6 separate regions of the Mus musculus genome follow, and regions 2, 3, 4, 5 and 6 are each linked to region 1. A link is a loop called in an ENCODE intact Hi-C map of the cell type or tissue named here. Cell type or tissue: left cerebral cortex. All regions are shown on one strand. Region 1 holds the start of Asap2 (ArfGAP with SH3 domain, ankyrin repeat and PH domain 2). Region 2 overlaps Asap2 (ArfGAP with SH3 domain, ankyrin repeat and PH domain 2). Region 3 overlaps Asap2 (ArfGAP with SH3 domain, ankyrin repeat and PH domain 2). Region 4 holds the start of Itgb1bp1 (integrin beta 1 binding protein 1). Region 5 overlaps Asap2 (ArfGAP with SH3 domain, ankyrin repeat and PH domain 2). Region 6 overlaps Asap2 (ArfGAP with SH3 domain, ankyrin repeat and PH domain 2).

Region 1 (5,000 bases):
AGCAGAACAAAAGGACTTATAGGTGGGAAGAGAGGCAGAGGGATCAGAAGATTGCTTTGTGCAGGAGAGCCTGTACTATAACACAATACCCTCGAGTTATACATGCTGAGATAGGTGTGCTCCTGAGACACTAAATGGAAAGATGTTCACAACAGTGGAAAGTGGCAGAGAGTTGCAGAGTTTTGGGATTGCAATTTATTCCCTTGCGCAGGAATAAAAGCTACCCACTGGCGCAGCTATTTTTGAAGGCTGAACTTATTCACACGCAGTGCTGGTAAAATACCAGAAGCCATACATAATGTCTGACCCCAGCTGCCACCTCATACAGCAGATTTGTACATGGGAGCCTTAAAAAGATTGACTGGTCTACTGTCCTATGGCAGTAGGAGACCACTTTTATTTCCCATGTTGGGTTTACAATGTCCCTCACATTCCCTCCTTTTCAGACATACAAAAGGTTTTTGTAAAGTTTCTCTAGGCTGTATTGTTGGCAGCAGCAGTAACCGTGCCTCTTGCCTCGGGGAGTTAGAGGGTGTGATTTTTGACTAGTGTCTTCAGAACCTCTGGGTTTTTAAAATACAGCTGAGAATTTCTGAATGAGCTATAGACGAAAATGTCCTAATTCAAATGATTTATTGGCCCAGTTGTGTCTGTGATCAGTCAGCTGTGGGTTGGAGTACTCTCTGAGAACCTTCAGGTACAATACCTCACACACACCCCCAACCATGCTCTACCTCTGGTTCTCTTGGGTATCCCTCACTTCCGACAGCACATCAATCAGTGCATTCTATGATTTCCTCAGGGTGAAGCCTGGCCTAGCACCCTAAAACTGTTTTCAAGTAACTGGGAGTGTCCCTAAATGTACAAGCTTAGGGAACAAGATGCTTACTAGGGGTTGGAGTATTCTTCCAAGTCGAAGGTCATGGGTTTGAATTCCCCTTCGGCTTGTACCATGGTCACCTCCCTATGCAAAATACCTGCCTTTACTCTTGGCTTCTTGAGGCTGTGAGAAGGTGCACAGACACATGGTCCCTACATCTTGTCCCGCTAAAGTGCCCTGGAGGATTTCACTGTCCTGTAGGGGGCGAGCTACCCACACTGTCTCACTGGCCCTTTCCTGAGGTTCTGGTGGGGAATTCAGGGGGTTCCGAGGCCAAGGGTGGAATTGGGGAGCAAAAGGGTGGGCTCCCCTCCAGCCGGGAAGCCAGTATCCCGGGTTCCACTCCACGCCCTCTGGGTAATGTTGCTAGAGGTCATGGCGGGTGCGGGGTGGGAGCCGGCACCGCAGCCCGGGAAAGGGCGCGCCCTCGAACCCCAGCACGTCCCGAAGGCAGACACAATGCGGCGGCACACAGCCGCTGACCAGTCCCGAGCGCACATCGCCCTCCTTCCTGCGGCCTCAGCTTCTCGGCGGCGCAGTGGCGGCGAGCGCCCCGATTGGCGGCCAGGCCTGCGCCCCGCCCCGCCCATCGGGCCACCGCCCCCTCCCTAGTCGGGCCCGCCCCTCTCCGCGGGAGGCGTCCGGGCCAGCGGCTTGGTGGCGGGTTGTTCCCGCCGGCTGTGCGCGCCCGCGTCTGGGCTCGCTCGAAGAGGACGCGGCGGCGGCGGCTGCGGCTCCAGGAGCACAGCGGGCAGAGCTGCGGGCTGCACGCGCCCCTGCTGCCACCGGGCGTCCCGCGGTGGCTCCCGCGCCCTGCGGCGGCTTCCGCGCCCCGCGCTCCTCTTTGTCCGTGTCCCTGAGCGGCTGCTGCGGCGGGGTCGGAGCCCGCGCCCTGGGCGACTGAGGCGGCGGCGGCAGTCCGCGCCCCGGTGTTGCAGCGATGCCGGACCAGATCTCCGTGTCGGAATTCGTGGCCGAGACCCATGAGGACTACAAGGCGCCCACGGCCTCTAGCTTCACCACGCGCACGGCCCAGTGCCGGAACACCGTGGCGGCCATCGAGGAGGTGAGCGGTAGCATCGCTGGCGCCGGGCGGGAGGCTAGGGTCGCGGTAATCCCGCTGCGTCCTGGGGACCCGCTGGGCTTTCGCGCCTGGTGCCCGAGACCCAGTGCCCTCCGCCTGCGCCCACACCCTGGAAAAGTTTCTGGTCCCCCAGAGCCGGACGCAGCCGGGCCAGCAGTGCCCGACACAGAAGCCCTTTGTTCCCTGCTCTAGGGAGAGGCTGCTAGGCCACCTTGGGCCTTTTTTGGGAACGCTCCTGTCTGTTCCCATTTCCCTCGCAGGGTTTCAGGTCCTTTGCTCCCACCTCGGAGAGGTCAACTTCGGCTCTGAGTCTGTGGCGGCTGCGAACCGGGGACCCCTGCGAGCTCTACGGGCCCCGGAGAGATGGGTCTCCCTGCGCGGACCTCTCCAACTTGTTCCAGAAGTAGCCCGGCGGGGGCAGCTGTGGCTTCTGAGCCAACAAGCAGAGCAGATCCAGGGGACCCCAAGCTGCTTAGGCACGGGTGCCCATCCCATCTTGGGAGGCCTGGCAGTTCCCACTGCGTGCCACAGAGCAGCGCTGTCGAGGGATGTGGAGAACCAGAGCTTTGAGATCCAAAAGGCCTTTGGTGGCCGCCTCTGGGCTACCTGTGTGGTGCCTGTTGACAGTATGGTCAGCTCCTTTGCCCTTAACCTGGAAAAGGCCTGCTTTTAGTAAGGGCTTTCAAGATGCATAGTCATTGTATTGAGTGGCTAAGCAGCGAGCTCTCCAGATCCCGGGGAAGAGGGACTGCAAGAAGGAAGCAGTTTGGGTTGAAAATTGAAGCAGGCTTGGAAGAGGCTGTGTGAGTCCAGGGACCGCAGCTGTCCGCGACTTGGGAAAGCCTCACTTACATCATTTTCTTTACCTCCCCAACAGAATTTAGAGTTTCGTGTTTTCGGCTCTGTAGGCCATGTGCGTCCAGCTGGACTCACAATAGGTACGAGAACGAGACACACATGTGTAGCAGTAGTGAACCGATGACTACATTTCTTTTGCTTAGAATTTTAAGATCGAGGTAGATATTTTAAAATACTTGTGTCAGAGGCTGGTGTTCGGAGAGCTTTTAAATTAAGCTATGTCATTACATCCTTTCCCCTTGCTTGAACAAAGCATTCGCTATTAGGCTTCGCCTGGGGGGGGGGGGAACTAGACTATTTTTCTTTCGTGTAAAATATTTGTCTTTGTAGACCTACACAGTCAGGACTAGACTCAATGAAAAATACTAGGTTCAGTATCCTGCTCTTGGAAGTGAGCTAGGGTATCTGTTCTTCTCCTTCACCCTCATCCCCTTTCTTTTCTCTCTCCTGTCTTCCCAAAGATCTGCTTGTAAGTCTTTTGTAGCAAATTCAGTGAGAGCAGATTGCTTTAGTCCACTTTTCTCAGCCTGGCCTTTAGGTGCCACTGATGCCTTTAATGAGGCAGGTGGGGGATGAGGGGGATGAGAGCCCCTCCCCCATGAGGGCCCTTGAAAAGCACTAGGAAGATAGTCACAGTGTTTTGAAAATACATCATTAATGCTTATGAAAATGATTACATCCAAAAAGGTAGGATTCCCTCTGTGGAAAGGACACTTGTGTGTGATGTCCTTAAAAGACAGCCCATGTTTATAAAGTTAGGACGCTTCTCTCATTGTATTGAATCAGTTAGGTATCAGTAATACTGGCAGATGTTGGAAAGCCTGGCAAATAGGAGTTGCAATTAAAGTTGGCATGGCCTTTCTCTGATTAATTTTAGTTTATAGTGGATGAACCCAAAGCTGCTTTTCCATGCAATGCAGGAGATTACCCAAGAGCTCAGTTACTGGGTAGATTAAAGAGAGAGTGGATTTGGTCATTCTGTTAAATTGGAGGCTGGCTTCACTCAGCCTCCTAAGCAGAAAATGGATTTGAGTTGGAAACAGGGAAAACCTGAAATCTTTGCAGGCTTATCTCATTTTAAGTGAGGCCAGCATCCACTCTAAGATAATAGTGTGTGTGAACTGATTTGAAGGGTGAAAGGACTCAGTGTGGATTACTTAAAATAATGCTTTCTTTTTCCTCCTACATTATTTAATGTTCACTTCCAAAAAGAAATGTTGTTCTCTGTCTAGTGTAATAACACACCATGTTTACAATACTTAGACTTTAAGCAAATGTCTTTTTATGGTGAGATGAGACATTAGGGTAGGTTTTGTGACATACAAATAGTTACACATTTCATAGAAATACAACTAAAAAAATAAGTCCCTGGTCTTCTACTTAAATGAGTTATGGAATTAGTAAACTTATCTGATTAACTTTGGCAAGCCTGTTTGTTTCCAATGGAGAATATGTCTAGTCATAGTCATTTTCTGACTGAAATAGGCTTTCTTGGCTTGCACACCTGTAGCTAGAATATCAGTAGTTAGCCAGTGCCTGACCTGTATTACAGGTATCAAACAGTTGTGTTTAATCTCTATCCCTGATGTGCAGATGAGGAATTTGAGGCTAGGAGATCAGTTCAGGTTATAGACATAGCAAGTGGAGTTTGAACTTGGCTGGATGCTGTGTTCTCAAAACTGCCCATAGCTAGATCAGCCACCTCTAAGTCAGGCTCCATCACTTTCCAGTTGTATGAATTGGGATGAGACCCTCCCCGCCCACACACTCTTTTACTGTTTTCATTACAGTTCACAGTCTAGATAATCATGTCTATTTCTGAAGGTTCTGGTACAGTACCCAGTAGACTTAGTAAATGGTAGCTGCTTTACCAGATTTCACTGTAGTTACTGTATAGACCCTGGAATGAGAATGGAGCAGGGGAGGAGAAAATGGATGAATGGATGAAGGTGTGCATATAAATGGAAATTGTTGTCCTTCCCCCTAGGTGTGCCTGAGTGTGTGTGTGTGTGTGTGTGTGTGTGTGTGTGTGATGGCTCCTGTGATCACTGAGCACAGAGGCTGAACTTGCAATGCTTTGCTGAATCAGTTCCCCACTGCCTGTCTCTGCTTCCCCTGAATCCTGGGGATCCCCATGCAGGTTCACAAGCTTGTGCAGCAAGCACCTGACCCCCTAAG
Region 2 (5,000 bases), 92 kb after region 1:
ATGCCACCTCTTGGTACCCATTCCACTGTGGAAATGGTACGCTCTGTCTGGAAATGGCCTGGATTTCAGGTCTGCAGTTTCACTGGTAGCATCCACTCAAATGCTCAGCAGGGGTGACATGAGACTGGGGGACCTTGAAGGTCTGTTCAACTTAAGGAGATTCCCAACCACTGGCCTTATCCACTTAGCCTCTTTTTTTTCCTTTTCCTTGTTTTAAAGATTTATTTATTTCATTTATATGAGTACACTAGCTGTCAGACACACCAGAAGAGGGCATCAGATCCCATTGCAGATGGTTGTGAGACACCATGTGGTTGCTGGGAATTGAACTCAGGACCCCTGGAAGAATAGTCGGTGCTCTTAACTGCTGAGCCATCTCTCTAGCCCCCCACGTAGCCTTTTTTAACTGTGATAGGTTCTGTGATGTGAGCAGGGATGGGCCTTGCTGAGGGCTGCCACTTATGTACCCAGCAAGACGGTCTCAAGCTAGGGTCAGGAGTGCTATTGTCCAACTTTCATCCAGCTGTACCCGTGCCTGCTTCCTTCTCCCAAGAGCTCGATTAGAGAGCACGGTGGGAGAGAGGCTTCTGGCTGTGAAGAGATAGACTGGGGAGAGAAGGTGCCACATTTTCTAAGATGAAGATTTGCCTGCACAGCATAGGACAGAATCACCTACAAAGGTTCAGAGTCTGGTGTGGAAGGGGCAGGGCAACCGAGGATACATAAAAAAGCTATTATTTTTTTAAACCCATGAATATAAGTGGTTCCTCTATCCCAAGAGGCCTTGCCACGTGTAAAAACTAGGTTGAAGATGTCTTCAGGATTCTCGGCAACAGCTCTGTACTGAATATTTAGATACATGGCCAGTGACCATAGAATTGTATAAGGAGTCCAGAGACTGTAATACCCCACAGTCACAGCTCCATTGAGATGCCTGAATTCACTGAACAGTGTCCCTGCCAAATGGCCTCTTAGTCCCTCACATTCTTTTCTCCTTCAGCTGGATGGGTTTACCCTGTGTGCCCAGACAGGGCTGACGCAGACAGACAGACATACACACACGCACACACTCTACCTCCCATGACACACAGAGACATATCTGGCACTTTCTTTAAAAGTTGTTTGATGATTAAACAGGCTACTTGAGAGTTCCCTGTCACAGGAGGTAGAGTGTGTGCGTGTGTGTATGTGTGTGCCTGGTGGTTCTGGTGCGTGCTGCGCTGGTCAGTTTATACCCAACCTAAACATGTGACATTTAGGAAAGTAGCTCAGCAGGAAGTCACCATGAAAAGGGCCCGAAGGACAGATGAACAGCATGATGCTGTAGAGAGTAATGTGGAAGCCGGAGTAGCTGTGACTGTACTAATTGGGGCAGGGAAGGTACTAGTGCAGGTCTCAGACAGAGGCCGGTGTGATCCAGAGCAAGGTGTCTGTGGATCTTCCATCAGACACGAATCGGACGTAATACCTGCTTAGGCAGGATCTGTTCAGTAGGTAGCAGGAAGGCCAAGTCCGATGTGTTTTTAAGAGACAACAGGTGGTTTGCTTTCTGCAAGAGTTAAAAGGTTGCCTGCTCAAAAGAGCGTGGCGAGTGTTTATCTCTGTAGATGATTCTGAGGCTGTCCAGTGGGGAGTGCTGTGCCGAGAGGCCTCTTGATTAATCCCTGCTTTGTCTTCACACATAGAACCAAAATAGAAAAGGAGAAAAAGGAGCATGCCAAGCTCCACGGGATGATTCGTACTGAAATAAGCGGGGCTGAGATTGCAGAGGAGATGGAGAAGGAAAGACGGTTCTTCCAGCTGCAGATGTGTGAGGTGAGACGCGGTGAGAGGAAAGCCACTCCATACAGGCCCAGACCCGCGCGCGCGTGCATACCTCCTCTCCACCGAGACAGACCTGTGGCTCTGGTGACAGCACCGGCTCGGGTACTGGGCTGCGTTTCTGTACTAAAGGTTTGCTTTGCTAGAGGAATGTTAGACTACTTACTGGCGTGTGGCTTTAGGTCAGTCTGACACCAACTTTTAATAAAGGAAGCGAGGGGGACTCGGGAGTTAAAAGCATGTGCTGCCCATCCCTGACGACCAGGTTGTAGATCCCTGCATCTAAGTCAGGCTGCGGAAAACACCTGTAACTCTAGCTCCAAGGGACCGGACACCCTCTCCTGGCCTCCAGATAGACCTCCATGTACGAGTGTGTGCTTGTACACATGTGCGCACGTACACGCAGACCACAGACAGATGAGACTCTCTCCGTTTTTGTTTGTTTGGTTTTGTTTTTAAAGTAGAAGAGAGGACTTGAAGAGTGTCCTCCCTGCCCGCCCCCCATACTTTCTCACAGGAGTTGGCTTAACTTCTTTGATGCTTTTAAGACTTCTGAGTGCCCCTGTGGAGTTGGTGGAAGGGAAGAGTGAAGATTCAGCCAGAAAACATTCATGCAGACAATGGCATCACTGTATCCTTGGTATTCCAGTTCCCCAGTGGCCTGTGTCCTATCGAAGGGCAGAGGGGAAGCCGATCCCCAGCTTACAGGTCACTAAGCATGAGGCCTTTGTGTTTCTGTGCCTCACTGTGAATGAGAATGGCCCCGTCTCTCCCTGGGCTCTGCAGCAGTGTCATCCTGGCCCAGTGCCAATTGTTACACCCTCTTAAACTGAGCAATATTTAAAAAAAAAAAAAAAAGCCGTGGTAAACCCTCCTTCCTATTAATCTCTGTACGCTTTTCTGATTGTCTCTTAGAATAAGTTCCGGTAAGTAGAACTTCCGGGTCAAAGAGTGTGCACATTTTAAGTCTTGATTCATTGCCAAGCATTTTATTTAACGATTGTATCATTTTGGCCCTTGGCCAGATATCCAGTTAACAGCCAATAACTATCAAAAAGGAAGGAGAAGAGAACACATAGGCAGCTCTTACAGAGAGGAGAAAATTGGTCGTTATGTTCTCAGAATGGCTTCCTGTTCCCTGCCTGGCTTGCACAGCTGGCCTGGGAGAGTTCCTGGACTTGGGCTAATCTCTCGAGACAGCCAGGAACTCACGGGACAGCTCAGGTTAGCAGGTTTTCCTGGGCTTGAAGATGAGGTGTGCTCAGAATTCTTATACCACAGCCTCACAGTTAGGGCAAAGAGGGTTTTTAGAGCCCTTGTTCTGTATACTTTTAGGAAGGGACAGGTGCATTTCATAATGCCTGCTAAGTGGCCCTTAGTGGATTCCTCAGGTTAGAAGTGGCTTTGATACAATTTAATTTAAAATTCATCTTTTTAGCACTTATATTTAGGGGAAGTGCTTTGGGTCAGCAACATGGTAATGAAATCTCAGCTACTAGATTATAGATAGCAGTTAGTATTGAAGACAGCGACCCGACAAAGAAAGGAACTTGAAGCTGAGTGAGGTGGCATATGCCATTGATTTCAGGACAGCCAGGACTACATAGAAAGACACGGTCTCAAATGGAACAAAAAGGACCTGGGGAGAGGAATGTGCATAGGAAGACCCAAGATAGTTAGAAACACCCATTTGTTCTGGGCAGCCTCCTTCCCTGCAACCAGACTAAGAGTATCCTGGCTGGACGTGGTAGAATATCTAGTTAGGAGATATGGTTCTTAAATATTGAATTACCTGGCTATCATAACCATTGAGTCTTGTATGCAGAGGGTACCCAGCGTCTGTTTATCACAAGCCCCGCCCAGTCTACAAGCTGTTAAAGAAGTCAAGAAAGAGTCACAGAGGGTGTGGTTCAGTTGGTGGCAAGGTCTGCACATAGTATATATGAACCCCTGGGGTCAGTCTCCAGCTCTGCAGATAAGACAGATGTGGTATTACACACCTGTAACCCTAGCACTTGAGAGGCAGAAGGGAGGGGATGAAAAAGTCAAGGCCCTCCTTGACTGTGTGACGAACCAGTTCAAGGCTAGCCTAGGCTACTAGAGTCCCTGGTTTAAAAGACATCCTCAGCGTCTTCAGCAGCCCCCGTTAAGCTCCTGACAACATCCTTTCTCAATGTCTTCTCTCAACATCCTTCCCTTCTCCACAGTACCTGCTGAAGGTCAATGAAATCAAGGTGAAAAAGGGAGTGGATTTGCTTCAGAATCTGATCAAGTACTTTCACGCCCAGTGCAAGTAAGTGTCCCTTCTCTATGGCGTCTTTTCAAATGTTGTTCTATGGACAGCAGCTTCAGATGGATAACATTGCTCTGAGGGAATAAACATTGACTTGGAAATGACCGTGGCATGGCTGAAGATATAGATCACTCTTGGCTTAGCATGTGTGGAAGGAAGCCCAGGCTCAATCCCCAGAACTGCAAAGAAAACAGAAGGAAAGGAAGAAATTATCACGGGCTGGGACTGGTGATATAGCTGTTTTTGTAGAGTATTTGCCTAGCATGTGGGAGTGGGGGGGCGTGGATATGGTGGGGGCACAGTGGTGCCTTGGGTTTAATTTCCCACGCTACATAAACCAATGTGATGGCACACACGCATAGTCCAGGTGCTCTTAGGAGGTAGAGGCAGAAGTGACAGAAGTTTAAGATTATCCTTGGTTATATAGAGACCAACCTGGGCTATATGAGACCCTGTCAATGAATGAATGAATGAATGAATGACCATAGAAGGAAAGAAGAAGTGCTCAGGGTACAACACCTTGACTTTGTAGAGGGATGGAAGCTAGAGACATAAGACCACATTGCATGACTGTGCGTTTGCCAAGTCAGGGGTTAAAGCATATTTATAGACAGAAAGCAGCTTAGCAGTTACCATAGGAAAGAGAGAGATGGGATCTGACAGTTGGTGGGTGTGTACTTGCCTTTGGAGATAACAGAAACGTTCTGGGATCGTGCTGGTGGCTCAGCCATGTCAATATTCTGAAACCCACCATCATGTCACTTTGAAAGGACCATCTTATAGCTTGAAACTTGTGTCTCAGTAAAAAAATAAAAGTATACAATATCTAAAAATTGACTTAATTGTCACATACATTTTTTCTTGGTGACTTGCTTGATCTGACACA
Region 3 (5,000 bases), 52 kb after region 1:
CCATGTGGTCCTGTGCTTCCCCGATGGCTTTCTGAAAACATTTGCCACTGTCCTTTATGCACCATACTTTGCTCAAAGTCAAGTGTGAGATGAAAAACCGGGCTGACATTGATGTTTGCGTGACTGTCCTGGCAGAGCTGCCCTTGGGTGTGCTTGGGTTTATTAGCTAGCTTTCAAAACTGTCATTTTCTCTCAGGTTGGCCCTTTATAAGTAGAATGAGGGGAGATGGGATGGGTCAAGAGGGGAGGACATAGGTGGCCCTTGTGTCTGTGGGTCTCCTATCCTTCAGTCATTATCCTTGGGTTCTGGGAAGGAAGTTGGTCCCTTCCCTCTCATGTGGGTCCATTTGAAATCCCAGAGTCTGGACCAACTTGGTCCTGGACTGGCACAATTCAGTGCTTCTAGGCCAGGGCCTAAGGCACAGGCCTGGCTGATGCTGTGGAAGGGATGTTTGATTGTTTGTATTTGCTTGGCCCAGGGAATGGCACTATTAGGAGGTGTGGCCTTGTTGGAGTAGGTGTGTCACTGTGTGTGTGGGCTTAACCCTCACCCTAGCTGCTTGAAAGCCAGTCTTCCATTAGTAGTCTTCAGATGAAGATGTAGAACTCTCAGCTTCTCCTGCACCATGCCTGCCTGGATGGTTCCATGACGATAATGGACTGAATCTCTGAACCTGTAAGCCCCAATTAAATGTTGTCCTTATAAGAGTTGCCTTGGTCATGGTGTCTCTTCACAGCAGTAAAGCCCTGACTAACACAGGATGCTTTGCATGGATTGTCTAAGTGAGAGGCAGCAAACTTCTCCTATAAAGGGCCAGATGGTAATTAAATAAATTCCCACAAATATTTATAGTGAAATTCAAAACATACCTCTTAGTCAAGGCCCGTGATTGAGGGAGGTGGGATTTCTGAGGGCTGGGGTAAGGCTTCCTTCAATAGGGTGAGTCACATTGGGCCTTCCATCACCCATTACCTCATCCACCTGATATCTCCATCCATCAATACCATCAGGTTGTGACCAAACAAGGGTTTCCCACCCCTGAGCCAGACCAGCTCCCTTGGTAGACTGTGGAGGCCACCCTTCCTCTTAGCCTACCGTCAGGATGAAAGAACTTGCCTGGTAAGGCTGTGGGACCTAGGGAGAGGTGGACTGACCTACCCTGCATAGAGAAGGTGGTGTGTGACTGGGGCTGCTGGTACTAAGCTATGGAACAAGGAGCACCAGCATGCCTGGATGGTTTCCCTGGCCCTGGGAGAGGCCCTCAAGTGCATAGAGGGACCTTCAGAGGCAGAGGAAGAAGAGCCCTAAGGACATTCTGGAACCATCAGAAGGTCTATGTGGCTGAAGCTTTCTCTGAAGCCAGCTGTATGCAGACGTGAACTGTTAATGTTTTTCACTTTAATTGAACCCCCTGCAGCTTGTGACTACTGTGTGGGGCAACCAGGTGTGAAAATGCAGCGAGAGCAGGGGTGTGAGGGTCTCTCCTCTGGCAGTGAGTTTGCTGTGACCCATACACCATAGCCTCTGCTCCCTCTCCTGGCTCACTATCTTCAATTACCACTCCAACAGTTGTTTGTTTTCCTTGGAAATATTTGAGACACATCCCTACAGTCTTATTTATGCAATAAATTTAATCTGTTAAGCTTGTTTTACAAACTAGAGGCCAGCTTGAGTCTAGTCCCTCTGAGTTTATAGGGTTTGGCCAGGCATCAGCTGCGGGCCAGGCCAGCCCTCTTTTACGCCCTTATTGACTTTTACAGTTCTGTGTGCTGGTAGTTTGCCTACACGTCTGGGTGTAGGGTTGTCTCCTTTTTTCCTTCTGGGTTTGAGTAGTTGTGGAAGAAGGGATGGTGGGAGGTGACCATTAGAGTCTTAGCCACATTGCAGGTACCTTTGATTTCTGGAGACCACCAAAAGCCTTCTTATTTTTCTGGCTATAAGGCTTTGGCAAAGCTTTTTATAGACCATAGATACGAGTCTTTGTGTCTTAATCATACTCATTTCTCCTGACTGGTTTAATCTTGATGATCTATAAATACACGCCGTGATGGGGGTACATTTCTAGAAGGGAGGGAACCACTTTTCCCTTGTGTGGGTTTCAATTATAATTACCTCTGCCACCAAGTGCCAAACTCACCTTCACGTCCCTCTCTGCTGAAGAGCCAGGGGAAAGCAGCAGCTCCTGCATGTTTATGTACTCATTCTCGAGGCCGGAAACGGCTTCCCTTCAACAACAGGGACAGGACGCAGATGGAGGGTCTTTGCATAAGATGCCTGTGCTGTCTTTGATTGGTGAGAACGTGGTCTCCAAAGCACTGAGTGGGGCGTCATCTGAGTTCCAGCTGGTTACAGAGTGCCAGATCCCGGTACCTCAGTAACTCACCACTTCCAGCCCCTGCTTCTGAACAGGACTGAGCTATATGCCACAGACACAGATGTGCCCTGTGACCTGGGATTACCAGTGGGCAGAGCAATTAACTCTCCTGGAGAGAAGCAGGTCAGCCTGCTAGCTGATTACCCAGGAGTCCAACACACAGATGAAGCCTGATTGGTTTCCAAGCCAGTGTGGCAACAGCCAGTTCCTTCATCTTTGGCCACTCCTGAAATTATTTCCTGCCTGCCTCTAGTGGCCCTGAGTTACTACAGTGCACTCTCTCAGGGAAGCTCCATGGCTTAATAGAGTCCCATTCCTTGGCAGGCTCTCTGGTGCACAATGGGATGTATATGCTACATGTACACTGTCTTAGTTAGGGTTTTACTGCTGTGAACAGACACCATGACCAAGGCAAGTCTTATGAAAAACAACATTTAATTGGGGCTGACTTACAGATTCAAAGGTTCAGTCCATTACCATCAAGGTGGGAGCATGGCAGCATCCAGGCAGGCATGGTGCAGGAGGAGCTGAGAGTTCTGTGTCTTCATCCAAAGGCTGCTAGTGGAAGACTGACTCCTAGGCAGCTAGGGTGAGGATCTTATGCCCACACCCACAGTGACACACCTACTCCAACCAGGTCACACCTCCAAATGGTGCCACTCCCTGGTCCAAGAATATACAAACCATCACATACACTAACCCCTGGCCTTAGAGAAGGTCACTGGGGAAGGTAACAAGCAATAAAGGCAGTTTTATTGGTATATCACAGGGCTCAGTGTGTTCCAGTGTTACTGTGTGCTCAGCAGAGGCCATGGCAGTTGTCAGTGCTGGTGCTGGAGGCGGCATCCAAGGTTGGCAAAGCAGGTCACTGGCAAGGCTTGGCCTTCTGCTCTTACTGGGCGTTTATCTTTCCTGGATCCTTTTCTTGGTTTGTTCACCATTGCATCTCCACTAGCAGCTTAAACATCAGGCACGTACCAGGTGCTTAGTAAATCTCAGCTGAAAACCTGAACAAGCATAGGTACTGTGGGCCAACCAAAGATGAGTTGCTGTGGAGGGAAAACCGGGGGTGGGGGTGGAGAGGGGGTGGTGGAGGGGGGGCTTTGCTGGAGGACCAGATGAAGCTGTGAACCAGCCAGTGTAGCTGGGGGTCAAGAGGTAGGAGGCTATTCCAGGGAATTAACAGTGTTGGGAGGTAGAAGAAAACAGTGAGTTGGGTGAGTGTAAACCAGTTCACTGGGGCAAGCTTGGGGGATAACCAGAAGTGAAGAAGACAGTCCAGGGGCATGGATGGAGGGGAAGGAAAGCTCAGAGCACAGGGAGATTGCACTGCTCAGTTGAGTTGGGTGTTGTGAGTGCCGGGAAGCGTGGGATGTTTTCTCCTTTTACACTGTGCACTCAAAGCTTTTTGGCAAGTGTTGTTGGCTGAGTGACTTGCAGGGAGCTCAGCCCTGCTGCTGTGGGTGTCCTCTGCTGCCTGTGAGGAGGGTCCGGGGAGGGTGGCCCTTGTTTAAATACAGGTCATATAAGTTCCGGTCGATTGCAGAGGCTGGTCAAGACAGTTTTCTGCAGGAGTCGTGGACTGCATGTTTACTAGATCAAATGTGCTTTGTAGCAAGGACCTGTCACATGGGAAGGGAACTCCCAGTTGTGACAGCACACTGATTCATGTCTGTCTGTCAGGCTGTGCTCCCCAACACATGGGCGGTGGCTCTTTAGGAATCAGTGTTTCTGATAGAGGCTGAGCAAACATTGCTTGGAGGCTGAGGACTGGGGAGGACTGAGGAAGACCGGGGAGGCTGTGAGGGACAGTTCAGTGCAGTGTTTTGTGAGTTAGTTACTGTTTCCCTTGAGATATAAAATGCCCTCTTATATCTCAAGGTCCAGAGTGGATTAGAGATGACTACCCAGGAACATTAAGAGTTCCCTTGGGGGCTAAGGAAATGGTTCAGTAGGTAAGAGAGTTAGCTATACAAGCATGAGGCCCTCAGTCTTAAATCAACAACAAAACAACCCAGAGCCCACACCATAAAAAAGCCAGGCATAGCCATAACCCCAGAGCTGGAAGGTGGGGCCAGGTGGATCCTGGGAGTTAAATGACCCAAACAGTTCTTTCCCCAAGGGCGTAGGGTAGAAAGTGATGAAGGGGGACATCTCATGTCCGTTTCTGATTTCCACAGATATGCAGCACTCCATACATATACACACCACACACACACACATACACACACACACACACCATGATCTCACATAAAAAGCCAGATATGGTAGCAAGGGCCTATAACCCAGCACTGAGTTTGAGGCAGGAGCATATCTCTGGGACACATACACTTAAAATCATTCCCTATATACAAAAAGCTAACTCACTATAAGAAATTTTGATGCAAGTCCAGCCTGAGCTATATAATATGGCAAGGCTGTCTTTAAAACCAAACCTGGGATATTTATCTCTGTGTGTGCTTGCCTAGGGCTAGGGTTTGATCTTGACATACCTAAGGGGTTACTCAGAGTATATCCTGTGTGTTGAGACAAACACACAGTAATGTAATAAGAACAGTCCCCCACCCCCTTTTGCTACATCTGGAGCCTCTTGATCACTCTTCTATTTAAAACTGTCAACTCCAA
Region 4 (5,000 bases), 170 kb after region 1:
TGGAATCACAGATGTTGGTTCATAGGATAACAAAGGGGAACCTGGAATAAATAACTAAAACAATATGTAAAGAAAAAAACTGGGCTTCTGGTCTGCATGAAATGAGCTAGCAGAAAGAGACAGCAGTTCTTTTTAAAAATTTTCTTGGGCCGGGCGGTGGTGGCGCACACCTTTAATCCCAGCACTTGGGAGGCAGAGACAGGCGGATTTCTGAGTTCGAGGCCAGCCTGGTCTACAGAGTGAGTTTCAGGACAGCCAGAGCTACACAGAGAAACCCTGTCTCAAAAAAAACACAAAAAGAATCTGGAGTTAGTTTAATAATTCACTAGCACCTTCAACTACTGAAACCTCTCCAAATACTCTCTCCCGGGAGCTCAGAGAATATGGAAGGCCTGTGGTGGAAATCATATTTCAAACCAAGGCCGGTCCTTGGCACTCTACAGATCATGCTTATGCCAGAACCAAATCCTTGTATTATTCTCCAAGGCTCCACACACAACAGTGTGCAGAGTAGCTTCCCGTTCCCCTGACTAACCCAGTCCTTTCCAGGCTGAACAGTGGACCTCGTAGAGGAAGAAGCTGAGTTAAATTGGTAGTGGGTGGACACCCACTCAGGTGTCTTCTGTGTGTGTAGAACCCACTCTCAGCCCACCTTCTAGGCCACCTGCCATGGTGGCCTGAGCCTGAGAGTTTAGTCAGCCTCTCACCCGGTCTCCTTCTCAATATATACTTTATTTGTAGCATTTAGAGCTGACTCACCGCTCAGTAAGTAGGCAGTAAGCACTTAGATGCTGGGGGACTCATGGCACAAGGACAAAACTGACCCATGGGTAGGTGAACGTGGGTGTGTCCATTTTTAGTGGGAGTGAGTAGATCAATAACAACAACAAAAAATATTAGGGAACAATCATTCCCATGAGGAAAACTAAAGAGAGAGGCAGGAGCAAAAGGAGAGAAGGCCCAAGGCCTGCAGGCCAGAGGCAAGTATCATTTGAGCATAGCAGTCCATAGACATGTTCCTACAGCAGGCAAGAAACAGGACCAGATTTCTGCTTTATAGAACCTCACTGGGCACCAGATATGGAGCTAACCGCCTGAGAGCAAAGGGGGCTAAAGGTTATTTGAGTACTGTGCAGAAGTTGCTGCAAAGGATAAGTCCAAAAGATGCCTGTAGTGATGGAGGGACAGCGGGAGAGCCGTATTCCTAGGCCTGGGCTAAACTAGGTTAACCTAGTACCATAAAATACCATGTTGGTGGTCTATGATAGTTAAAGTGCTGGTATATGACATACTTAGGCACATTATATTTTAGTACAGACTTCTTGGTGTTTACAGAGGATTGGTTCCATAACCACACAAGTGAATATAACCTACACACACAATCCCATACACTTTAAATAACTTCTAAATTACTTAGTGTAGCTAGGCAAGTACCCTCCACTGAGCTGAACATTATATCTAGTGTGAGTGCTACAGAAATAGTTGATATGATGTATTATTTACAAAATAATGATAAGGAAAGTCTCCACTTCTTTGGTACAGTGGAATTTCGGTCTTGTTTTTACAACACCTCTTTAAAAATCTGGGCTTGTTTAAACCTGAGCATGCAGAACCCATTAGCTGTGGAGAGATGACTACAAATTTAAATGCATATTTCTTTTTAAAAAAAAAAATTACTTATTTATTTTATATATGTGAGTTCACTATAGCTGTCTTCAGACACACCAGAAGAGGGCATCAGATCCCATTTCAGATGGTTGTGAGCCACCGAGTGGTTGCTGGGCATTGAACTCAGGATCTCTGGTAGAGCAGTCAGTGCTCTTAACCGCTGGACCATCTTTCCAGCCCCCATATTTCTATATTAATTTTTAAAGTTACTTAATAAAATGTGGTTCTGCTGGGCAGTGGTGGCGCACACCTTTAATCCCAGTACTTGGGAGGCAGAGGCAGCTGGATTTCTGAGTTTGAGGCCAGCCTGGTCTACAGAGTGAGTTCCACAGCCTGGGCTATACAGAGAAACCCTGTCTCGAAAAGACAAAAAAAAAAAAAGTGGTTCTGTTGTTAGAATCTTAAAGCATCCCCACAGATCCTTGGCGATGATTGGATATCACCAAGGCCTTTGCAACTTCTCAAAACTTGCTCTGCAGCATCAATCCAGGAACTGAGATGGGGAAAGAACTGGTTAGTCTTTGATATCTGCTGCTGTTCTGGGTGTATGTACTTAATCAAATTGTTCTTGCTTCTAAATTATTCATGCTTAAAAATGAGCCAGGGGATGCTATCTGTCAGCTGAAAGTTACACAGATTCATCAAATGCAAAAACTGCCAGAGGCTCCGACCTGCTCCTCCCTCGTCTCTCCCACTCAGGCAATTAAGCCATCACTGGTAGGAACCAGAAAATCATCAATCCCTCACTGTTCTTCAACCTTCACATCCAACTAAGGACCAGGATCCCAGGTCCATGGCAGACTCTGCCTCAGCTTGGTAACCAGCCCCACATCTTTGGGGGGAACTAATGGCATTCTTTCAGCGTGAATGTGATGATCCTCAATCTATAGAAAACGCCCAAGTTCACAGTCTGACACACTTAAAGAATCCACACACCCACTATAGAGGCTTTGTGGGTAAAAGCCCTTACTTTTAAAAAAAGAAAAGGTGTGTGTAGGAGTAGATTGCCCCTGGAGCTGGTGTTGAGCCACAAGCACCAAAACTTGGATCCTCAATAAGACAGGTAGATGCTCTTATCCACTGAGTCAGCTCTCTGAATGAATGATCTTGTCCTACAGAACTCCTTGTGGCTCTAAGGTCTGCCTCCACATTTTAGCCACAAAAAGAAGGAGGAGGGGGGCTGGAGAGGTGGCTCAGCGGGTAAGAGCACTGACTGCTCTTCCCGAAGGTCCTGAGTTCAATTCCCAGCAACCACATGGTGGCTCACAACCACCCGTGATGAGGTCTGGCGCCCTCTTCTGGTGCATCTGAAGACAGCTACGGTGTACTTACATATAATAATAAATAAATCTTTAAAAAAAAAAAAGAAGGAGGAGGAGGAGGAGGAGGAGGAAAAGAAGATAACAATGATTTCTTTCAAACACAGATCAGAGCTCAGTATTATTAGGCCGTTGTTCACCGGTGTCCTACTAAGATTTGACTACTAAGATTTGACTAAGGAAGGTCAAATCCCTCCAGCAAGAACCCACCCAGGGCTCTCCAACCACTCTCTCTCAAGCTTGTCTTCAACAATGAGCTACACATCTCTCAGGAACGCAAAGCCACTTTGGTTCTGAGCGGTTCTAAGCTCCTGTATGTTCTTATACTATCTAACTTTCCCTCCCACAGAACTCTCATTTTGTAAGTTCCTTGGCAACTACTTGCCTCGCACAACTTATTTCGGGCCTTTTAAAGAAAGCCTTCCTTGGACTTTCAGGTTGGACTAAAAGACATCAGATCACAGCATTAAAATGTCATCTTCTTCTTTAAACTCCCACTCCCTCAACTAACTAGTGCAAGGCGAGGCTGAATTGGTTCTCAGTAGATAGACAGTATAGCGGAAGAGGACTCGTTACAGGGTTCTGACAATTGCCCTAGGAGGTGATATCCAATAACGTCGCCAAGATGCTCCAGAAACCGCTAGCCCTCACTCTGGCCCATCTGGAGCAGCCGGTCCCTAGGGTCATCGGAGCCTTCCGAGCAGTGAGAACGCCCAGCTGCATTCACGTGAGTCAACCAAGCCAGAGATTCAATAACTTGTCCCACATCACAAAGTTTACTTGGGGACCCCGACAAGATCAGGCTTCCAAAGCTCTGCACACATGCCTCGCACAAGTGAGGATGTAGACAGCTAACTCCAACCCCACCTGGGTGCAGCAACAAGCAGAGGGAGGCCTCAGGGTCTTGCGGAGCCTGGTCCCCGGGGAGGCAGGCGGTAGACCTGTCACGGGAACGCGGGTCCCTCCCTGACCGGGCGCCGAGCTCCTCTTCCTTTCCCCGGTTTGCACTCTGTCGGTGCCTCAGCCTCGGGACGTGGAGGGAATGGGAGGACGGCGGGCTGCGGGGTACTCCCCACACACCCGCACCCTCTGGCCCGGCTGAGGCGAGGCCCGGTTCTCACCTCGCCTCCTCGGCTCGTTCCCCGGTCGCCCCGGTCTCGCGGGGTGTGGGATGGTCCAGCGGCGGCGGCCGGTAGGTTATTCCAGTTCGTATTCCAGCTCCGGCTTTGCCAGTTTTCCTGCCCTGGTCCGCTGGGCCACGCCCCTATCATGCGCAGGCGCAGTCTTTAGGCCGCGCCTCCAGTTCCTTAACCGCACCTCCGGGAACCTAAAGAACCTCGTTCTCGAACCGGAAGTTGGAGGGCCGAATCTAGCTCCGGGAACGCTAGAGCGCCGGAAGTTGTGTGTTGGTGGTGGGGGTTTTTTCTTCTTTGGTTTGCAGTAGCTGTGCTTTGAATTTAGAGACTGCGGCGACGAGTTCGTGGTCCACGCTGCTCCTGAGACTGCCAGGATGTCTGCGATTCCTGCAGAGGAGAGCGACCAGCTGCTGATCCGACCCCTGTAAGGGATGCGCTAGAGAGGGAGCGAGCCCCCCTCCCCGTATGTGTGAGAGCCTGGAGGGACCCCCGCGGAGGCAGCTGCGGGTCCAGCCTCTCAGGTTCAAGGGATTTGGAGAACATTGATCGATGGGCTATCTAGGTTGAATGTCATTTTTCCTTCAGTCTCGGGGAGGGTATTTTGGGGAAAAAAAATCCAGGTCATTGGGTGTTTTCATAAAGAAAGGGTTGCCAATTAACACAAGTCTGGATCTCGTACATCAGAGCAAGCCTTGAGGGAACCGACAGATAGAGGACACTGCAAGGAAGAACTGCATCTGCCTCCTTTCCAGGACCCTACACGTGCTCAGATGGGCGGGGAAATTAAAGACGTGGTGTATGTACTTTGAGAGCTCAGACCTTAGCAGAAGGTAGGAGGAAATTGGAGAGGGGAAAGCTGAGGCGTTTCCGCGAGAAA
Region 5 (5,000 bases), 150 kb after region 1:
TCTTGAACTTGTGACCCCTCTTCCTCCCGGGTGTTGGGTGCATTTGTTTTTCATGGCCTTTCAGGACAAGACAGGCTGACTATGACCCTCTGCTAAGTAGCTCATATGAGCATTTCATATCTGAGTTGACCACAGAATAGGAAGTTGGCCACTCCACTTAATAGTGTCTGCTAGGACATACACGCCCAGAGGCAGTGGGAATCAAACTGAAACTTGGCTCGTATGATTTTCAGTCCCTTGGGGAAAAAAAATAAGACTATAACCAAGTCTCGTTCTTCACCTCTTCGTCCTGAGGCTGCACACACCAGCACCCACTGGGACTGCAGAGGAAGTGTGTGAAGGAAGTGACTTGCTGCGGAAAGAATCCCATCCCAGGCTGCCTCCCTGCTTCCTCAGCCCCTCCCAAGGCTTGCCTGCCCAGTTGTTTGTCTTACTTTCTGCTAGGTCCCACCAGCCTGGCTAGGCAACTGAGAGGAAAGCCTCTCTCTTGGCCTTCACAGGCCCTGCTCCCTTTAGAGAAGGAACAAAGCTAGTGTCCCACCTCTCTGCATATATACCAGTGGCAGGTCTCAGTTGATAGAGCCCCCTCTGCCCACTGTAAGAAGCACTTGTTTGTCTCCATGGCATGACTATAGGCTTGTGCTCTGCCCCTTGACCACAACATTGGTTCCCAGGGCAGGCACCACGGAGCTCAGAGGTGTAGGAGGCACTGATTTGTGGTGCCAGCACAGACCCTGGCAGAGCCACCCAGGCCTGTGGTTAAGCTTCAGCCCCTCCCTTTCTCATGATGATGGCGGCTCAGGCTGGGGCCAGAGTACGCAGACGATGAATGTGTGCTTAGCTTCTGCCCTGGGCTAGGATCAGGACCTAGTACTTGGCTCCACACCTTTCCTTTTTTCAAGAGTGGGGAGTAGGCACATGTGATGGGATACAGCAAGCACAAATTTAAGCACTGATGGCAGGTCCCTTTATCATTAAGGGGATTAAGGTCAGAGCACGTGGCCTCAGTGATCAATAAATCTGTATTTCTTTCCTGGTAGGACTGACAAGCCAACCCCGCTGACCAACAAAGGACAGCCGAGAGGACCTGGTAATTATTTAACTTGGAACAGGTTGATCCTGCAGGGATGGGGTGGGGTGGAGTTGGGGTTGGGGGGTATGGATTTTAGGTAGCTAGCTGGTCAGGTATAAAGAAGTTCACTGCCTTATACAGGTCTTTTCTCTTGAAACCACCAAACTTGTGGAGAGTCCTGCTTTCAGATATAACCTTGTGATTCTTACATTGTCTTACAGTTAAAGTGGATGGATAGGGATGGGGTGTTCTATAAAGTTGCTTTGTCATGGCCCTAACGCAGTGGATCTCTCTGCACAGAAGCTTCGGGTCCTCTGTCCAACGCCATGGCCCTGCAGCCCCCAGCACCCATGCCTAGGAAGTCACAGGCGGTAAGTGCACAAGCCTGCTATCCTGCTACTAGTCAGAGGGCTCCGAGGCAGCCGGGCTCTGTTGCTCCTTGGAGGAGGGCTGGGAGCTTCTTTCTGGTGCTGTTTCATGATCTGGGGAGCTGGCCAGCTTGGCCCTCTGCTCATCATCCCCATGAGCACCAGACCCCAGGTGTTTCATTTCCTGCCTCTGCCCAGGCTCCTGCTACACCCAGCCAGCCCCACTTGCTTGACCTCTGTGGGTTTCCGAGCCTAGGCACATGGCTCATGAGGCAAGCAGAAAGCATGAGGCCTGTTCTCTGGCTAAGAACTTGGCTTCCTACAACCCTAGCCTTCACACTTCCTTTTCTGATGTAGACCAAGTCAAAGCCCAAGCGAGTGAAAGCACTCTACAACTGCGTGGCTGACAACCCAGACGAGCTGACTTTCTCTGAGGGCGACGTGATCATTGTGGATGGGGAAGAGGATCAGGAGTGGTGGGTGAGTCGGGGTGGGGTCACAGGGGCCTGTGCGCAAGTCAAGGTGGGGCCATGGGGGCCTGTGCACAAGTCAGGGTGGGGCCATGGGGTGTGTCTGTGCACAAGTCAGGGTGGGGCGACGGGGCCTGTGAACAGTGGAAGCTCTCAGCCTAAGCAATCTGGATCTGGTGCTGCTACCAGTCTGATGAGCAGTGCCTTCCTCATCTCTGGTGTCTCCTGTGTGGGCACCTTCTTCTGAGTGGGCCTGATCTGTCCCTCAGGTGAACACCTCACTATAATGATGGGTAGACCACTTAGGCTACATTTTCATAACACGCTTGACCTGAACCAAGAGCCTTGGGGCCCTAGATTTTCACTGCCAATTTATGGAGCAAGGCATCCAGAGAGCTGGGCTCCAGGGCGGAGTCCTCATGTCTTTTTGATCCCGACAAAAGCTTTATGCTGCTCAGCATCCAGGTAGTATAAGAGTGGCATGGACACTGGGCTTCTCCCAGAAGCCCTTGCAACTCAGACTCAACCCCTTACAAGCTGAGGACCTTGGCAGCAGGTGCTTGGGGTCTATAGACCTGGGTGACATCATTTCTGCGAGGAAGTTGTCCACAGCACTGTGGCAAAGACGCCATGAGAAGCAGCAGTGATGAGACAAGGCGGGGTGGGGTTCAGGAATTAACCAGTGGAATGGGGTATACACAGAAAGCACTTGGCAGGGTCTGCCACCCAGTGGCCACTCGTGGCCCTGCTGCATAGACAAGTATTTCAAAAGGTACCTCAGGACTTGGAGAGGACTTTGCTTGACAGTTGCAGGGAGTTTGACCTGATCTGTAACTGCCCCCCCTGCAAGTCCCCCACCCCCACCCCCCCACCCGCTCTGTGATCAGCCTCCCTCAGCACAGGCCCATTAAGGGCCATAGCTACCAAACTCCCAACTCCTCTACATGCTAAGTTCCTGCACATGGCCGGGCCTGGTGAGAATCCAGCACTGTCTGAGAACCTGGTCTTGCCCCTCAGCATAAACACAGATCAATACCCATCAGTTGGAAGCAGGCATGGAATCACACCATGTTACATACTACCTTATGAAGGAGACACTGACCTGACACACAGGCTTAGCCATGTGTAAAGTATCTATTTCCAAAAGTACAAAAAATTCAGACAGGTGCAAAAGAAGTGAATGTTAGCCGTAACTAGAGGGCCCACCCTTCCTGAGGACCCACAGTTCTCAGTGCTGTTTTTAAAAAAAAAAAAAAAAAAAGCACACTTTGGCAATTTTCCTTTAGAGTTTGCCAATATCATAAACATGGCTGAGATTGTACGTGGCTATAATTGTTATTACCCAGACTGCATGTTTTTAAGCCTTTCTACAAATGCCTGATAAAATATGGAGACACATCATACTTTCTCCAAGTATATGACTTTGAGTATAGTTTCTTTATTCATATACTAAGTGGAGAGTGGGCCAGATGACTTCCCTGTTGTCTTCCATATTGCTGGGGCCCAGGGGCAACATCTGTGTTCACCTGGAGCCATCTGAGGGTATGCGAGGCTTGTGGGAGGAGGCAGGAGCTCTAGCAAGCACAGACAGGAAGGAAAAAGAAAGGACAGCCGGGCGGTTTTTCTATCATTCTTTAGCGGAAGAGATTCCTCTGAACAGATGCTGTGTTGCCCCTTCATGTTTGTAACACTTGTAACCCAAACTTGCTCATTTCAGATCGGCCACATCGATGGAGAGCCCAGCCGCAAAGGAGCGTTTCCCGTATCGTTTGTGCACTTTATTGCTGACTAAACTGCCACTGAACAAAAGCCTTTGTTTAACCGTTATGTTCCGTTTTGTTACTGGTACCAAGGCTAGCCATAGCCAGTCTCACGGACTGTGTTATACGGCAGCCCATCTTTTCATGATACTGTCCTGTTCTGAAAACTCAGAGTCGAGTTTTATATATAAGCAGGTTGTTGTTTTAATAAGTTGTGGTTTTTACAAAACATTGTTATACTTTTACTAGGAAAAGCAATTTCCTTAAGGGGGCGGTGAGAAGCTATTTAACTGTATACCCAGGATCCTGTATTTCCAGGAGTAGCTGAGCCTAAAAACAGCTTAAACAAATTTGGGGGATTCTTAGTTTTCCTTAGCCCAATTCCGACATTGGTTATCTTGTTTAGCACAGTCAGCTTAGCAAGCCAGCACCATACTGCTTCCAGGTCTGTCGCCCTACCCTGGACCTTGTCCACCAATGCCATCCATTCACCTTTAAAGACATGTATTCCTTTGAAACTCAGCCAGTGTCTATTTAAAGCAACTTGGCAATTTATACGTTAGCCTTGTACTTTTCCCCATCTGTGAGGTGGCAGCTGCCATGATCTCCCGCATGTTTGTAGGACCCATGTTGTGAACAGTCATACCTAGCACACTACTGATGGGTTATTACAACACAGCTAACAGCAGGCTGTTCTACACCAGGTAGTTTAAGCTGCAGATCCTGAATTTGGTTAAAAACTAAGGATGATGGATTGCAGAGCAGCTCTTTAAACTAGCTCGCATGCCTGGGGGTTTGAGGATTTGCCTCGTTCAGCATCCCGTCACACAGGTAGAATATGTGGTGCGGGCCACAGTAAGCACATTCTTCCGTGTCCTGGTGCGTGCTCCTGCCCTCCCCTCCCAGCTCCTGAGGACACCCGCTCAGCTTAGTTCTTGTCTTAATAGGATTCTCCAAAAGGAATGGTAGCTACACTGTCTTGAAACTTAGCCTATCCAATTGTTTGTAGTCAAGAACATATCAGAAATCTGTAGACCTTGGGGAGCCCAGTGCCCCCAAACATCCCAGTTACACTATGTAAGCCCATCGCATCACTCCTAAACTTACACTATGTGGGGTGGGGGAGGGGAACTAGGTTGTATATGATAAAAATCAAAACTCATTAGTTTCATGAACTTGACTGTCATACCTCTACTTAATAACATTAAGCACAGGTAAGAGCCGTGGTTAGGATATGGGAAATGAAAGAGGCAAGCATAAGGCCTGAACGAAAGCTGGAGTTTGAGCAAAAGGAATGGATTGAGGGTTAAGCTTGACAGTGAGGCGATGT
Region 6 (5,000 bases), 120 kb after region 1:
AAGGGTGGGCCAGTCTTCCCTCTGAAGTGGTGTCCCCAGCAATCCAGCACAGCAGTGGAGTTTACACAAAGCACTAGCCTGAGGGGCCTAGGCTGTTGGCGTGTCCATCAACCCTAGCATGCCATCCCACGGTCTGATTAATTCTTCAGACCACATGACTGAGACCTCAGAGCCAGTGCGATGTGATTTAACACTCAAAGCAAATCGAGAAGTCTGGTCAAGCCGTCTCCACCACCTGTGTGGCTTGTACCCCTCAGCAGGCTTCAGTCTGCAGACCCACTACACTGAGCCACAGGCCAAGCTGAGCTAGGTGACAGGGGAGCCATCTTTATGCTGAGCTAGGGAGATTGCTCAGTGGGTTAGAGCACTTGCTGTAAGCATGTGCCTCTAACTCCAACTCTGTGAGGGAGGGAGAGACAGGATCACTGGGTTGGGGTGGGGGGAGAGGGAGGGAGAGAGAGAGAGAGAGAGAGAGAGATTGATTGATTGATTGTGTTGCTTCCTGTCTCCTCAGTCTGGTAGGTTCCATGTGTAGCAAACCTTACTCTCAGAATTCCATCTACAATGTAAAATGCTAAGCCTTGACTGTATTTTACATGTGACCACTACCGGGTCACCTCCTCTAGACTGTAACCTAAGCTTGAGTTAGAGGAGAAAACGTGATGGTGTCATTAGATGTCTGCTAGTGGCTGGAAAAGCAGGTTTTCAACCCTTCTTTAAAAAAAAAAAAAAAAAAAAAGATAGCCTGTTAAAAAGATGTTACCCTATGCGTGAGTTCCCTTGGGTACCACGACAGGACTTGGTAGCCATCTGAGCTTGGCCGAGCTTTGGGTACCACAGTGAGGTAGGTGCAGCACCTCCTCAGCTGTCACCACGGTGCAGAAGCACTTGCTCCAGAACCTTTCTCCTGCGTGTTTTCAGCTCATCAGGGAGGAGTGAGCACACATAGGAAGGGCACACAGGCCTGCTAGGTGTGAATCGTTGCATCCTGAGGATGTGGGTGAAGTGACTAGTGTGTGAGTCTGGTTATGCCCGAGGGCAGTGATGCAGACAGACTTCACCGTGATCACACTGTTGACTTTGTGGCAGCTTGAGATGTTCCGTGAATCTTGGCCACAACCACCGTTCGCTGTTGTGGCTATGCAGATGCAGAACACTAGTTATGTTGAAAACCTGTCTCACCCACTACTCCTGCTTGGTCTTCAAGGGGCAAAATTAATTCCAGTCCTACCCAGTTTTCAACTCAGCAGATGTTCAAAGTATCTAATACCTCTGGGAACATCTGGTGGGAATGCTTTCTGCAGAGCTGCCGGGGCTTAAGCTCATGTAGAGACCTGAAATGCACGGGCTAAAGCTCTGATGCTAGTGCTGTCCTGAGAAGGTGGGAAGGGTCGGGGGTGGGGACTGGCTCATTTAGCACCCTATTCCCTCTGCCTCCTGACTAGTGGAGCAAATGCCATCAAATGTCCTTGATTTTAACATAGTTGTTGGGAAATCAAAGATGAACCCAATGCCAGGCCAAGAGACAGCAGGCCTGTGAGAATGTAGCTGCTCCCCAGGAGTCATCCTTCTCCTCACTGATCATTCTGTATTGAATCTGCTGAGAGGATGACAGGCTGGCTGGCTGCCTTGAGCTCCTGCCTGCAAGGCCCGCCCCCACTGTTATCTCCCGCTCCCAAACAGGGGCTTCCCATTCTGATCTAGAGGGAACGTGTTCCTCTAGGGGGATCTGTCTGCAGTAAAGCCAGCCCTTTGGGACCTGTCCAGTCTTGTGCCCTCAGGCACACTCTTGAGCCATTGTCTTTGAGCCACACAGGCACCCTAGGAAGGACTGTGGTTAGAATTATGAGATAACTTGGCCAGTCTCCCAGACAGGATAGAGCTCAGAGGGCCTTGGTGGCATGCCTTTCTACAGCCCCAAACGCTTCTCTTGTGGCAGAAGCTCATGGAAACTGCCCTGGTCTAGGTGGCTTTCCAGAGAGCCTGCAGAGAGGGCGTTATTATTGGGACACTTTGTACAGAATGACCTCCCATTTCTCCAGTGCCCAGTGGGATTACTGGCAGAATTAGTCAGCAGATGACAAAGCCACACCCAACCTGGCTGTAAAGTAGCTCAGTGTGGGCCCAGGACACTGACATGCCCTCCAGTCACAGCTTCCTGAGAACTCTGAGGTCCACTTGGCAAGCTCCCAGCTAGAACTGTGGACCTGCCCCTCTGGCCGTCTTCCTAGGAGGCTGGGTGGGGCTGTGAGGTGCCTGGGAGAAGAAGGTGGCCATGCCTCTTTGCTCACTTCAGTCTGCTGCAATCCAGTATTTGTCTAACTTGAAGTAGTTCTCTTTGCCTGTTCCTCTCTTTGGTGACAGATAGATTGTAAACAAGTGATGTCTGACTCCCCCTGGTGTTAAGATTTTAAAGAAACAAAACCTCTGCTCTGAGCCTCACTTGTGTCTGCACTTGACCCCTCTTGATACTTGGCCCCAATTAGACGGCCCATCAAGAGTCTTTCTAAGACAAGGAGTGAAAACTACTACTGCAGAGCTGTCTACTCATTATATTTTCAAAAGCATTTATTTGTGTGTGTGTGTGTGTGTGTGTGTGTGTGTGTGTGTGTGTGTGTATTTGCACATGTTCATGTGTTCGTGTATGTGTGTACATGTGCGTGTGTTTATGCATGTGTACCCGTGTGCATGCATGCGTGTGTGAGTGTGTGTGTGTGTGTATATGTCAGTACAATTTAGCCAGTATGTATTACTAGAGAAATCCGCATTGAGGAAGGACGCAGGCTTGGTGCTGTGAAATGGTACTCAGAATGTATCCATTTCCCACTCCTGTCCTTGTCCTGGTGCTCTGATCCCTCCAGGCCCCATGTCGCATTTAGATTATAGTTAGTCATGGCTCCTAGGGGTCCAGTTTCTACAGTCATCCCTTGCCCATGTTGACCTTTGTACGTTTTGAAGACTGCTGTCCAGTTTTGTTATGAGATGTCTGCCAAGCTAGGTTTCTCCTGTGGTACCTCAGGACTTAGCTGAGGTTGTTCATTTTGGCAAGAATAGCACAGAAATTAAGCTGCCCCTCATCCACCCCTCCTGGGAACACGGCCCCTGAAAGCACTTGTAAGACACTGCAAGTACCTGATGCACAGCGCGACACTTCCTCTTATACCGTTATTCATCTAGCTGTGCTTGTGACATAGGACTCTCAGGGTGTGGCTTTAGAATTTCTGATATAGTATTAGTTCTTTTCTAAGGAAGCCAGAAAATGTCTAAGATGTGTTTTCCAGAAAAGGCTCTTGTTCGTCAGGGGGCATTAGCCAAGCCTTTAGTCTTATCACTCAGGAAGCAGAGGCAGGCAAATCTCTTGTGAGTTCAAAGCTAGCCTGGTCTGCATAAAGAGACAGTACCTCAAAAAGTGAGATAGGGAAGGCTCTTATCAAAGGACTTGAACAGTTCCTTTTTGGGGATGTCTCTTTAAAGAGATTATAGAAATTCTCTGGAAATGGCATCTTTTAGACTAGAAAGGGGCAGGTTGTTAGATTTGTATTATAAAGTCACAATGACTGAAGTCAGCACACACATGCAAGCAGGCAGGCAGGCACACACACATGCATGGCACGCACATGTCCCAAGGGCTGCTTGGCTTTATACATTAATCTGGCAGAGAGCACACATTATTTATTCTTGAGGTAAATACACCCAGCTGCTCAGTGATAAGTCTCCCTTGCTGTGCAGATGACAGGACGTACCACTTCCAAGCGGAAGACGAACAAGAATGTCAGATGTAAGTGCTGTGGGTGGGGCTGGAAGCAGGGGTGGGAGTGGGTGTGTTCGCCCAGCTGACGCCCAGCACTGCTGCTGTTTGCCCAGATGGATGTCTGTACTGCAGAACAGCAAGGAAGAAGCTCTGAACAACGCCTTTAAGGGTGATGACAACACTGGAGAAAATAACATCGTCCAAGAGCTGACCAAGGAGATCATCTCGGAGGTGCAGAGGATGACGGGCAATGACGTGTGCTGCGACTGTGGGGCACCAGGTGACCCGGGACAGCCCCAACCCCAGCTCTAGGGCATTTGGATTCCAGGGATGCCTGAAATCCACCCATTGATATTTTTTTTTTCCATTCTCATTTCAAACATGAAATTGGTACAAAGCAGTCTGGGCTCATCCCATTACACAAATGCTTAATGAACTGTGTGCAGAGAGCAGTGGGGCGCATGGGTAGGAGATCCCTGCCTGCTGGGCCTGGGGCAGGACCCTGGGAAGACAGCCTGGTGGAGATGAAAAGATTACAGCTCAGCGTCTGCCGGGCAATGAAAACTGAAGGGCACATTGGGGATGAACTGAAGGTCACTAGTCTCACAGGCTCGGAGGGGCTGTGAGGGTGAGTGTGTGTGTGTGTGTGTAGGGGGTGCTTTTGCCTAGGATTCCCATCAGCCTCTCTGTCCTACTTAGAGGACCATTTAAAGTAACTCTCAGGCACACTCTGTGACCCATGGATGCTGGGCAGGACCCATGGACTCTGGTCCTGTGCAAGAACAGCAGGTGCTCCTGTCACTGAGCCATCTCCCCAGCCCCTCTCCCCAACTCCCACTTTTTAACAACTAGACAGTTTTTAAAGAACTCGATGATGACCTCATGGGCAAGATCATGATGTTTCTCTGCAGAGGATTTCAGGGGGCAGGAAGCACTCGGGAGACATTGTGCTCCAATACATCTTAATTTCAATGCTTTGTAAGTTCAGCATTCGCTGTCAATTATTGGCTGGGTCCACACTGTACACTAAGCACTTGGAAGGATACTTAAATGAGGACATGAACGTGCCATGTGGGGAAAGTCTAGCTTGAACTCCGGGAAACGAAGGGTGGCCATGTGCTCGCTACTTGCTAGCAGCACACCCTGAGCGTTCAGTGAGGTGAAAGTATGTAGAAGTTCTCTGACTTCAGATGTTCACAGCACAGTTGACTACTGCCACAACCCAGACCCTGAGCATAGCACAGCACAG

Evidence for each region. A loop is a pair of places that touch in the nucleus more often than their neighbours do. Peaks named below come from ENCODE experiments on the same cell type or tissue, not always from the same donor. Only the 100,000 strongest peaks of a DNase experiment are listed, where the experiment ranks them.
Region 2: a loop joins it to region 1, with 12 times the contacts of the local background. A loop is called at or near these places in 8 of 42 quality-filtered maps.
Region 3: a loop joins it to region 1, with 2.6 times the contacts of the local background. A loop is called at or near these places in 10 of 42 quality-filtered maps.
Region 4: a loop joins it to region 1, with 2.9 times the contacts of the local background. A loop is called at or near these places in 4 of 42 quality-filtered maps.
Region 5: it touches region 1 in a loop (6-fold over the local background); 10 of 42 quality-filtered maps call a loop at or near these places.
Region 6: it touches region 1 in a loop (5-fold over the local background); 15 of 42 quality-filtered maps call a loop at or near these places.

The regions. Positions count from the first base shown.
Region 1 is chr12:21,110,224-21,115,223 of GRCm38, forward strand. Asap2 (ArfGAP with SH3 domain, ankyrin repeat and PH domain 2) reads left to right here and starts at 1,533. Exons shown (of 29, transcript NM_001135192.1): 1 at 1,533-1,946. The coding sequence starts at 1,821. In left cerebral cortex, CTCF peaks have their summits at 1,046 (motif pointing right), 1,246 and 2,497; DNase peaks (open chromatin) are centred at 1,468 and 2,510; H3K4me3 peaks cover 2,243 bases; H3K27ac peaks cover 1,577 bases.
Region 2 is chr12:21,202,275-21,207,274 of GRCm38, forward strand. It overlaps Asap2 (ArfGAP with SH3 domain, ankyrin repeat and PH domain 2), which reads left to right. Exons shown (of 29, transcript NM_001135192.1): 6 at 1,686-1,815; 7 at 4,029-4,114. Among named protein-coding and RNA genes, the nearest start is that of Gm40855, 46 kb to the right of the region's middle. In left cerebral cortex, a CTCF peak has its summit at 277 (motif pointing right); a DNase peak (open chromatin) is centred at 2,586.
Region 3 is chr12:21,162,189-21,167,188 of GRCm38, forward strand. The region is part of intron 1 of Asap2 (ArfGAP with SH3 domain, ankyrin repeat and PH domain 2); the gene reads left to right. Among named protein-coding and RNA genes, the nearest start is that of Asap2, 53 kb to the left of the region's middle. In left cerebral cortex, no CTCF peak of the experiment used is centred here; DNase peaks (open chromatin) are centred at 2,283 and 3,774; H3K27ac peaks cover 988 bases.
Region 4 is chr12:21,281,998-21,286,997 of GRCm38, forward strand. Itgb1bp1 (integrin beta 1 binding protein 1) reads right to left here and starts at 4,287. Exons shown (of 7, transcript NM_008403.5): 1 at 4,109-4,287. It overlaps Cpsf3 (cleavage and polyadenylation specificity factor 3), which reads left to right and starts at 4,300. Exons shown (of 18, transcript NM_018813.3): 1 at 4,300-4,547. The coding sequence starts at 4,498. In left cerebral cortex, CTCF peaks have their summits at 1,761 (motif pointing right) and 2,960 (motif pointing left); DNase peaks (open chromatin) are centred at 3,390, 4,283 and 4,854; H3K4me3 peaks cover 1,829 bases; H3K27ac peaks cover 1,450 bases.
Region 5 is chr12:21,264,091-21,269,090 of GRCm38, forward strand. It overlaps Asap2 (ArfGAP with SH3 domain, ankyrin repeat and PH domain 2), which reads left to right. Exons shown (of 29, transcript NM_001135192.1): 26 at 1,041-1,090; 27 at 1,373-1,443; 28 at 1,798-1,920; 29 at 3,628-5,000. The coding sequence ends at 3,702. It also overlaps a transcript of Itgb1bp1 not described here. Among named protein-coding and RNA genes, the nearest start is that of Gm40855, 15 kb to the left of the region's middle. In left cerebral cortex, a CTCF peak has its summit at 2,634 (motif pointing left); a DNase peak (open chromatin) is centred at 2,612.
Region 6 is chr12:21,225,510-21,230,509 of GRCm38, forward strand. Asap2 (ArfGAP with SH3 domain, ankyrin repeat and PH domain 2) reads left to right here. Exons shown (of 29, transcript NM_001135192.1): 14 at 3,730-3,778; 15 at 3,865-4,031. Among named protein-coding and RNA genes, the nearest start is that of Gm40855, 23 kb to the right of the region's middle. In left cerebral cortex, a CTCF peak has its summit at 2,411 (motif pointing left); DNase peaks (open chromatin) are centred at 1,642, 2,320, 3,420 and 3,833; H3K27ac peaks cover 2,211 bases.